Linked DNA regions of Homo sapiens: region 1 is linked to region 2. Evidence: chromatin loops called from intact Hi-C (ENCODE). Cell type or tissue: heart left ventricle. All regions are shown on one strand.

Region 1 (2,500 bases), 1.8 Mb after region 2:
AATTATAAAATTCTGTAGCTGGTATAATCTGACATTATATATGTGTATATACACAGATATATGAAATATATATTAATATGTATAAAAATATATACAAACATATGTGAGATGTATGTTATAATAAATGTATATTGATGTTAAATAAATATTCTTATACAGGTATAAAAAAGGAGGGAAAAAAATCACCATTCTGACAGCAGTCTGGTAGAAGTATGGGTCATTAAATTTTGTTTATATTGGTTATCTGTGTTTTCTAAATGCTCTACAATCATTATTATTTTTCAATCATAAAAAATATATTAAATAAAATATTATAATCTTAAAATACATACAGAAGAAACCAATTTCATTAGAATACAAAAAATTCAGATTTTAGGTGTTAATTCTAGAACTAATTCAAATGTGATGATAATATATATTTCTGCCTCCAAATGTGTTTTGAAGAAGTAAAGTACAAACTCAGTTAAAAAACAAAAAGAACACAAGAGTTGTGACAGAGAATAAAGAAGACAGTGTATTAAAAGGTTTCTTAAAATCAGACTTTTTAGCCACATTTTTCCGAAGAGTCAAATTTAGCTTAATTTTTAAATAAGTGTCCAAGTCATAACAAAAAGGTTTCACTTTTAACTCTAATGGATGTATTTTATTCAAAATGCAAGGACTTTAAAAAATATGGGGAATGAGACCCATACAAACATTATTTCTATTTTTTTTCAGATGATCTAAAAAAATTCAAATCTTTATGTAAACCTCACTGGCAAAAATAATTAGAGCTTTGCTGTCATTTAAAATTGTTGAAAATATTCCATAAGAAAATACAAACTGTCATTAAGAGAATACTATTTTTACAAAACAGTCCAATGACATTCCTTTGAGTTATAGAGATAATGAACATAAATTGTCTAATTTGAAAGGTTTCTGTTTACCAACTAGCTTTTTGTTTAAGTGTAATTTTTGTAGGATTAATGATTAAGGGTTAAGTCACAGGCTCTATAGGAATATTGCCTTTACTAGTTTCTGATTTTTTTTTTAATTCTTAATGAATCCAAAAAGGGGAGTGGGAGAGGTGGGGCCACATATGGTGTCAATACACTTTAATTAAGTGCAATAATTCCCCCTTTCCTGAGGTAGCTGTGTTAAGACATATTTCTCTTCAGAGATTTACATTCTGGGCATCTATTTTTCAGCACAGCCATCAAGTTCATCTGTGGAATTTCACTGCCCCCTGTTGGAATCCTGTAAAAGTTCAGATGGCTTTCCATCTTAAAAATCAGAAATTTGGGGGTTCGGCTTCTTAATTTTGATGTTTTCAGCTTTTAACATAAATCTTTCAAAGATACAAAGTTTGAAAAATTTCAAAGTTAAGGAAAGGTTGCTTAAATTTACAACACACAAACATCACTCAGAAACATCTCTTTACGTGTTGAAAATAAGCTTAGATTTTTTATAACCATTTCATTATGTGTAAATACTATTTAAAAAAAAAAAAGTTTGCCTGCTAAGACAGAATGAAGAAAAACGTCTTCGAAGTACAACAATGCCATTTTTCCCTCTATCAGGCACCAAACAGAAAATATACTAATTTAAGAAAACTAATTATACCATTATATTATTGTATTTTTATTTTTAGCTAAATATCATAGAATAAATTCCTTTGAAAATTAAGGTTCATTAAAATCTGCAATTCATTTTTATGAGTGGCATTCACTGAATTAAATTTTCCAACATTGACCCTTGTTTCAGTGGGGAACTTAGGAGATGGATGCCTTTGATCTGTGGAGCAGATGGTGATCTGCACGCTTCTAGTAGAAATCCTCCACAAATATACAACAAGAAGTGACCTGGAAAAGTCACTTCATGGAGGAGTAAAGAAGTGGCCAGAGGTGGACTCAGAAGTGCCCAAAGCTATGTGGCTGGAGGCATTGTTACTGATTGGGTATCAGTTTTTAATTCATTGGATACTGCTTTTCAACTAAAATTTAAAAATCTCTCCTCCCTTTTCAACATCTGGTTTAGCAATTCCTTGAGAGACAAAACAGCCCTTTCTCTCTCATCCCATCTATTAAAATGTACCTAGGTCCTGAGACAGAAACGAATGATCATGTCAGAGCTGAATACTTCTATTCCCGTATTCTGCTAGAAATAAGTCCTAATGCCCTAAAATCAAAATATTACAGTAGGACAATCTTCAACAGTGCAATTGATGGAAAATTAGCTTGGTTTCCTGTTATATCCCATGAAGTAATTTGTTACATCAAAATGTATAAAAATATTGTAATCAGTTCAATGTATTTATTTAAAGAACAAAATAACAATTTAAGTCCTTATATCTTATCCCTTCATGGCTGCTAAATATTTTAATTCATAGTAAACTATTTTAAACATTTTCTTTAAAGCATTTTGAAACAATACTTACCATATTGAATATGCAAGAAGACCTAAACTTGGATGTATTCATACTAATTAAATGTTGCAATATAGGGATAGACATTTATAATCA
Region 2 (2,500 bases):
CCGGTGAGGCCCCAGGAAGCTTCCAATCATGGCAGAAGGTAAACGGGAACCAGCATGTTACATGGCAAGAGGGAAAGCAAGAGATGGGGGAAGGTACCAGGCCCTTTTAAACAATCACATCTCACATGAACTCTTTTCTTTCTTTCTTTTTTTTTTTTTTTTTTTGAGATGGAGTCTTGCTCTGTCACCCAGGCTAGAGTGCAGCGGCACAGTCTTGGCTCACTGCAACCTCTATCTCCCAAGTTCAACCAGTTCTCCTGCCTCAAGCCTCTCGAGTAGCTGGGACTACAGGTGCGTGCCACCGCGCCCAACTAATTTTTTTGTATTTTTAATAGAGATGGGGTTTCACCATGTTGGCCAGGCTGGTTTCGAACTTCTGACCTCCAGGGATCCACCTGACGTGGCCTCCCAAAGTACTGGGATTACAGGTGTGAGCCACCATGCCAAGCTCACATGAACTGTTCTAGTGAGAACTCACTCGTTACTGTGAAGATAGCACCAAACCATTCATGAGGAATCCACCCCCATGATCCGAACACCTCCCACTAGGCCCACCTCCAACACCGGAGATCACATTTCAGTATGAGATTTGGAGGGAACAAACAGCCAAACCATATCACGTGCTCTCTTCTTGAGTCACCCCATAATTTGTACCCAAAGACCAGGGGGCATATGGGATCACGTGCTGTTTCCAGGAGAGATGTGTTGTAGGTTTGTGGGCCTTGAAGGGCTGTGGGCAGTGATCCCGCCCAGATTCTCTAGACACATGTTCCAATGGTGTCCGCTCACAGACATGGACCCCAGATCTGCGCCATCCCCTGCAGGATGCCCCAGAGCAGCGAGATGCCCCCTTTGCTCTGGCGCCACTCTCTGAGAACCAAACCTTTTAAACTGTGAGCAAGTTGCTGGAGAAGAGAATGGGCCTGGGACTGCAAAAGTAACCTCTCTCCCGAAGGAGGAGACAGGATTCCCGAACATCCTCTGGGGCAGCCCTGGGTGGTGGAGTGCGCCTGGACAGCTGGTGTCCGTCTGCAGGCTCCTGCCTCAGGCCCTGGAGTGGCAGCTTGGCAGGTCCAGACCCTTCCCCAGGGACAGTTGCGGCTGGGAACCCTGGACCTCTTCCCTGGGCCTGAGCCGCTTCCCCGTGCGGCCGTTCGCCGAGTGGCCACTTGATGGCGCTGTGGCTCCACCGGGCGCGGGCGCGGGCGGAGCGGCGCGTCTGCTTCCAGCCGCCGGGCCGGTGCTGCCGCGGTCACCCCCGGCGCCTGGCTGTGCCCGGCGCGTCCGCCCTCCCGGCGCGCGGCTGGTGGGGCGCAGCCCTCGCGGCCGGTTCTGCCCGAAGCACAAAGCCACTGCTCAGAGCCAGCGCCTCCTGCTTGCAGCTCCCCAGTGAAAGAAGTTTGGGTCCTTGGTGGTGTTTTTCTCCCTGGCCTGGATGGTCCTGCAGAGGCCCCTTGCCACCTAATGACTTTATTCTTCTTAAAACATGTTTCTTTCTTTCTTTGCTTCTTGTTTTTGTTTTGATTTGTTTATTGGCCTGTACTCCGTTTCTGCCGTCTTACCAATAGCTCCTGACCAAGCCCGAGGCCTGCTAGAGAACTGTAGTTTAATTTAACCTCCACCGGCCAGGCTGGTCTGTTTCCTCTTTTCAAGCTTCCCTGCGGTTCTAACTTTGCTCCAGAAGATTCCTCCTGGAGCTTTTGCTTGGGAGAGAAAGGCGTTTGAACGCAGAGTTCAAGCGAGCTGGCCAAAATGGAATGCAAAAGAAGAAAATTTAAAAGAGAAAAGAAGGAGGCTTCTCAGAAATGAACTTTTCATCTGATTCCAAACATTCTGCAGTGCAGTTTTGTAAAAATACCAGAAAACACAAAGAAGCAAATAAAACACATCCATGATTTTGCGTCTAGAAATGGCTTTTGTATTTTAATATGTCTTTCCACGATTTATTGTCATTGCATAGATATACGTTCCCTTTCATCCCCCCGATTGGGTCAGTTTACTCATTTAGCTGGGTCGCCTGCTTTTTCATTGAACGCACTGGGAGCGTTTTTCCTTGGCAAGCTGGTTTCTGCAAGTTTCCCTCAAGTTTCCCTCAAACTCTTGAAGTTTTGCATGCAGGTCACTCCCAGGCAGGTTGCTGTGTGAGATAGCCTCACTGAAGCTGGGATTTGGACGTTTGGAAGAGGATGATTGAATTGTAGCTTCCAGGGAGGACAGAATTGTGAGCTCTTTTTGGAAGACCAGAGTTACCCATATTTGTTTAGCAAAGCGAGCAGGCCCACTTCAAGTCAGCGGTTCTCAAAGAGCCTGAGCAGGGTGCTGAATTCAGGCCTCTGAGCTTTGAGCGCCCCTCCCAGAACCCCTAGGCATCTGAATGTAGGTCGGAGGCTTCCCAGGCTGCCTGAAGTCTGGGGACTGAGAGGCGGGGCTCAGGGGTCACTGAATCAGCCCCTTCCTTGTCCCTCTGGAGGACCCCGGGATAAATGCAAAAGGCGTGTGT

What was found. Hi-C counts contacts between places; a loop is a spot of excess contacts. Peaks named below come from ENCODE experiments on the same cell type or tissue, not always from the same donor. Only the 100,000 strongest peaks of a DNase experiment are listed, where the experiment ranks them.
Region 1: it touches region 2 in a loop (19-fold over the local background); 39 of 110 quality-filtered maps call a loop at or near these places.

The regions. Positions count from the first base shown.
Region 1 is chr17:70,766,027-70,768,526 of GRCh38, reverse strand. No RefSeq gene overlaps it. Among named protein-coding and RNA genes, the nearest start is that of CASC17, 430 kb to the left of the region's middle. In heart left ventricle, a CTCF peak has its summit at 1,247 (motif pointing left); no DNase peak of the experiment used is centred here.
Region 2 is chr17:72,539,183-72,541,682 of GRCh38, reverse strand. All of the region lies in intron 1 of LINC00673 (long intergenic non-protein coding RNA 673), which reads left to right. Among named protein-coding and RNA genes, the nearest start is that of LINC00673, 52 kb to the left of the region's middle. RefSeq lists a silencer at 1,081-1,330. In heart left ventricle, a CTCF peak has its summit at 1,141 (motif pointing right); a DNase peak (open chromatin) is centred at 1,172; H3K4me3 peaks cover 368 bases; H3K27ac peaks cover 250 bases.